Linked DNA regions of Homo sapiens: region 1 is linked to region 2. A link is an interaction called in ENCODE POLR2A ChIA-PET data of the cell type or tissue named here. Cell type or tissue: OCI-LY7. All regions are shown on one strand. Links, peaks and the distances in the headings refer to the core of each region. The heading gives the core; the rest is flanking DNA.

The links. ChIA-PET counts read pairs that join two places held together with the same protein. Peaks named below come from ENCODE experiments on the same cell type or tissue, not always from the same donor. Only the 100,000 strongest peaks of a DNase experiment are listed, where the experiment ranks them.
Region 1: POLR2A ChIA-PET joins it to region 2 with 7 read pairs; 4 of 35 experiments call an interaction of 5 or more read pairs at or near these places.

The regions. Positions count from the first base shown.
Region 1 is chr21:17,593,639-17,596,466 of GRCh38, reverse strand. BTG3 (BTG anti-proliferation factor 3) reads left to right here. Exons shown (of 5, transcript NM_006806.5): 5 at 2,135-2,814. The coding sequence ends at 2,374. It also overlaps a transcript of CXADR not described here. Among named protein-coding and RNA genes, the nearest start is that of BTG3-AS1, 17 kb to the left of the region's middle. In OCI-LY7, for the core only: no CTCF peak of the experiment used is centred there; no DNase peak of the experiment used is centred there.
Region 2 is chr21:17,537,957-17,540,784 of GRCh38, reverse strand. The region is part of intron 1 of CXADR (CXADR cell adhesion molecule); the gene reads right to left. Among named protein-coding and RNA genes, the nearest start is that of CXADR, 26 kb to the right of the region's middle. In OCI-LY7, for the core only: no CTCF peak of the experiment used is centred there; a DNase peak (open chromatin) is centred at 1,344.

The sequences.
Region 1 (2,828 bases), core at 60-2,559, 56 kb before region 2:
ACACAAAAATATTGATTTGAGATGGATTGTGTACCTAGACATAAAAGATAAATCTCTGACGCTTTTAGAAGAAAACATAGGGAAATATAATCTTTATTTTGTGACAGGCAAATATTTCCTCTAGAGGGTCACAAAAAGTAACTAATAAGGGAAAAAAATTGACAAACTGGACTTCATCAAAATTAATCATCTTTTTGTTCATCAAAGAAACCATTAAGAAAATGGGCAAACCATAGACTAGGACAAAATATTCTCATTACATATATCTGTAAAGGACTTATTTCCAGAATATACTTTTTTTAAAATCGCTCACAAATCACTAGTAAAAGGTAAATGATTCAATGAAAAATAATGGGCATATCCTGCTGTAATCTCAAAAAAAGGGCAGGAGGAGCAAAAGATGTGAATAAACACTTTACAAAAGGAGTTATGTGAATGGCCTCATTTATGATCAGAGGAATGCAGATTAAATCCATATGAAACACTAGTTCTTCCAGAACTGCACAATTTAAAAGCCTGACAGCATGAAATGTTAGCAAGGATGTGAAGCAGCTAGATTCATAAACTTGCTAGTCATGTAAAATAGTACCACTACTTTGGAAAACTGGAACTTTTTAACGTTAAATGTGTAACTCTTCTATTACTCAGCAGTTCCACTCCTAAGTATTAAATATTTACCAAAAGAAACGAAAATATGCCTATAAAGCCTTCTATTAGAATTAACTGTGCTGTTATTCATTGCAGCATTGTTTTGTTCGTTGTGTATCATTGTTTTTTTAATAGTAAGAGACTGAAAACAGCCTCAATGTCCCATTACTAGGAGACCATTTAATTTATAGTCATTGCTATACTATCTAGCTGTAGAAAAATGAGAAGGATCTTTATGTATTGATATGTTTCTGAAATGTATTATTATGAAATGTAAAAAGCAGGATACAATCCAGTATACATATATATTTTTAAAGTGTGTATAGATGTGGATAGAATATCTCTAAAGGTATATTTAAAAAAATGTTTGGTGTCAGTTGCCCTTGAGAAGGGTTAAGATAAAGAAGATAAAGGGTGAGATAAAAAAAGAGGGACTTTCCACAGTTTACCCTTTTGTACTTTTTGAATTTTCTATCATGAATGCAATGCTATACACAATATAATTTTTTTAAAAAAATCCTATACTTAGAAATGCAGATTTGAGATCAGCAAAATCAGAAATTTAAGAAGATGTGGCATTCTAAGCAGAGAGGTCTAAAACTGCTGATAAGAACACTTTGAATAATGTGAACCTGACGTGCCCACCTGATTTATGGGATAATCTAAAACTATTATTCCCAAATACTAAACTGGCTACATCAGAATCACCTGGGGAGCTTTGTCAAAATACCTGGCCTCTAGTTCTGAGATTTTATTATTGTTCATTAGACCAGTGCTAGGGCATGAATGTTTTGTGTTTATCTTTTTTTTTTTTTAACTTTTATTTTAGGTTTAGGGATACACATGAAGGTTTGTTCCATAGGTAAACATGTGTCACAGGGATTTGTTGTACATATTATTTCATCACCCAGGTGTGAAGCCCAGTACTCAATAGTTATCTTTTCTGCTCCTTTTCCTTCTCCCACCCTCCCCTCTCAAATAGACTCCAATGTCTATTGTTTCCTTCTTTGTGTTCATAAGTTCTTATCATTACCTCCCACTTATAAGTGAGAACATGCGGTAGTTGATTTTCTGTTTCTGCATTAGTTTGCTAAGGATAATGGCCTCCAGCTCCAATGTTTTGTATTTAAAAGCCTCCAAGTGACTCCTGGCTTAGCCAGCTGTGGAAACCACTGGACTAAAACAAGCATGTCCTTACAAGCTTCCATTCGTTCCATGTTTTGGTCTTTTTTGGTTGAAGTTGTTTAGGAAGTACTGTGTTTGAGTTTATTCATTTCTTTATGCATTCAGAAAACATTGGTCACCTGTTATACATTATACGCCTATTACACATGAGGTTTTTAATGTATTTAGACCTGACAATAGGAGTGTCACTTAGATGTGATCTCAGTGTTGTGGGTAACTTTGTTTGTCTTTAATGAGAAATCTGGAACATAGATGATGATTTTTTCCTTTGAATTAACTTAATGTGTTCTCTTCCCTACAGATTTCAGAACTTATATTTCCACCTCTTCCAATGTGGCACCCTTTGCCCAGAAAAAAGCCAGGAATGTATCGAGGGAATGGCCATCAGAATCACTATCCTCCTCCTGTTCCATTTGGTTATCCAAATCAGGGAAGAAAAAATAAACCATATCGCCCAATTCCAGTGACATGGGTACCTCCTCCTGGAATGCATTGTGACCGGAATCACTGGATTAATCCTCACATGTTAGCACCTCACTAACTTCGTTTTTGATTGTGTTGGTGTCATGTTGAGAAAAAGGTAGAATAAACCTTACTACACATTAAAAGTTAAAAGTTCTTACTAATAGTAGTGAAGTTAGATGGGCCAAACCATCAAACTTATTTTTATAGAAGTTATTGAGAATAATCTTTCTTAAAAAATATATGCACTTTAGATATTGATATAGTTTGAGAAATTTTATTAAAGTTAGTCAAGTGCCTAAGTTTTTAATATTGGACTTGAGTATTTATATATTGTGCATCAACTCTGTTGGATACGAGAACACTGTAGAAGTGGACGATTTGTTCTAGCACCTTTGAGAATTTACTTTATGGAGCGTATGTAAGTTATTTATATACAAGGAAATCTATTTTATGTCGTTGTTTAAGAGAATTGTGTGAAATCATGTAGTTGCAAATAAAAAATAGTTTGAGGCATGACAACGCGTGTTTCT
Region 2 (2,828 bases), core at 75-2,574:
ACTGTCAACGCAGTAGAAGACGTGTGAAATGTCAGTGTGCTAATCCACTTTTAGGAACTGCAGCTGAACTCTCATAACTGAACAGCTCATATGTACAAGGATATTACTCACTGATGCTCTCTGAAACACAAAAACATCTGAAAACAACCTAAATGTCCAACAACAGTCAGGAAAATCAGAGTAAGAAATTCAAGCTCACCTACCTCAGACAAAGAGCAAGGACAAACAGATCAGGTAGAACCAGTCCCCTCCAGCAAAAAGATGCTACTAAAATTTGGCTTCTGGGGAGTAATGCTGACTTTCACTCATATAAATAGAAGTATGACTAAATATTGCCACCTTCAGCTTTGGTTCCATTCACCCAACAGCAAATACAATCATCGAATGAAATTAGGTCTTTCAAAAGGAACATAACATTAAACATATAATGTATACTAATAAATATATTAATAGAATAAAAATACTTTTGGGGGACGGCGGTAGAGTAAATCATGTCCCCCCCAAAATTCATATGTTGAATCCCTGACCTCCTATGTGACTGTATTAGAGGTAGGGCTTTTAAGGAAGTGATTAAGATTAAATGAGGCCATAGCATAGAGCCCAGAACAGAAGGAACTGACATCCGCTTAAGAGAAGGAAATACCGGAGCACTCTCTCTGCCACGTGAGGATAGAGGGAGACGGCAGCTGTCTACCAGCCAGGAAGAGGGCCCTCACCAGAAACCAAACTTGCTGGCATCTTAATCTTGGACTGCCCAGACTCCAGAGCTGTGAAAAACCAAGTTTCTATTGTTTAAGGCATCTATGGTATTTTGTATTGGTATTTTGTCTATGGCATTTTGTTACGGCAGCCTGAGCAGACTAATACAGACTGCATACAGAGCAGTGAAGTTTCTCATCATGGATAGGGTATACTGTTCAACTGGACATGAAGGTAATGATTTCAGCAGAAATTCTCAAGAAGATTTAAACATATTGGGAATTCGCAAAATGATGGAAAAATGTACTTTTCAATCCATTAGCCAATAAAGACACGAGGGAACTGCCTGGATGGTCCCTCTCAGGAGAAAAAAAAATTATGTACATTAATATACAGAAGTGCACAGGAATTTAAATTTATTGCTTATCTGTAAGTCAAGCATTATGCAAAGGGCTTTAATTATTTCATCTGATCCTTACAAAACCTGTGGAACAGGCATTACAGACAATGACATCAAAGAACTGCTTCTTATGCAAAATCCAAGTAAATGTTGAATAATACCAGTTACTTAATCCAGACTAATGTGGAAGGAGAAGAGGGAAGTGAAAGATCATAAAGGCACTGAAATAAGAAAAATGAGGATATGAGACAAGAAAATTCAAGAGCAGGAAGAAGTCTGTTTAGGTAATAGGGATATCCTTGTAGATCCCCTGAGAATCTAAAATAAGGAAAGCACAAACCAGCGACAGTTTTAAAGCTGGGCTGGAAGACTTCTAATAACACAAGAAAATATGGGGGTAATTTTATAATTCAACCCACATACTTGATTTGGAGGCAGGGGGACCAGTGGCAGCAAGCTGAGATGATGTTTGATCAAACTGTTTGTTTCCCCAGCACAACCCTAAATTTCTCCTTTGAACTCCTTATCTCAGTGACGTGACCTACTACCAACACTTTTGGCAATCAATCCCTGCATAAGATCACAGATGCAAGAAATAGCTGCATCACCAATCATCTGCACAAACCTGGAGACAAAATGAAAGGCAGCAGGGTATCAACGTTCACTCATTCAAAGCATACTATGTCCTCTTTAATACATTCCAAATCCAACCATTTTTACCTATATCCAGGCCACTATTATCTTTCACGTGGCCTGGATGTAGCCTGCTAACTGGCTTCCCTGCAACCACACTTTCTCATTCTAACTTGTTCTCCATACTTCACCCAGAGTGTTCTCTATATAATTGCTTTTATTTATCTATTTTTTTGAAACAGGGTCTCACTCTGTTGCCCAGGCTGAAGTGCTGTGGCACAACCAAGGCTCACTGTGGCCTCAAACCCCTGGGCTCAAGGGATCCTCTCCTGCCTCAGCCTCCCAAGGAGCTGGGACTACAGGTATGTGCCACCATGCCCACTAATTTTATTTTTATTTTTATTTTCCCAGTGGAGTTGCAGTCTCGTTATGTTGCCCAAGCTGGTCTTGAACTCCAGGGCTCAAGTAATCCTCCCACCTCAGCCTCCCAAAGTGCTGGAATTACAGGCATGGGTCACTGCATCCAGCCTATAACTCCTTTTGTAAAAAAGACGTCACTGACATGTCTGACAATCTCTGGTCGCTCCTCATTGATTCAGACACCTTAATTCTCCCTCAAGGTCCTTTGACTAGCCACCCTCTAGCACCTTTAGCTTCTTACCACTTCCCACTCCCACAGTATAATACAGCCATCATCATCTCCATCATCATCTCGCCTCACTCAGCACGAGCACAGTGTAAGATACCTCCTCTTGCTGGGCGCGGTGGCTCACACCTGTAATCCCAGCACTGTGGGAGGCCAAGGCAGGCGGATCACGAGGTCAGGAGATCTGAGACCATCCTGGCTAACACGGTGAAACCCCATCTCTACTAAAATATAAAAATTAGCCGGACGTGGTGGCACATGCCTACGGTCTCAGCTGCTCAGGAGGCTGAAGCAGGAGAATGGCTTGAACCCGGGAGGTGGAGGTTGCAGTGAGCCGAGGTCGCACCACTGCACTCCAGCCTGGGCAACAGAGAGAGACTCCATCTTAAAAAGAAAAAAAAAAAGATACCTCCTCTTCTGCTCCATCCCACCTTTTAGGCTTACTATGGT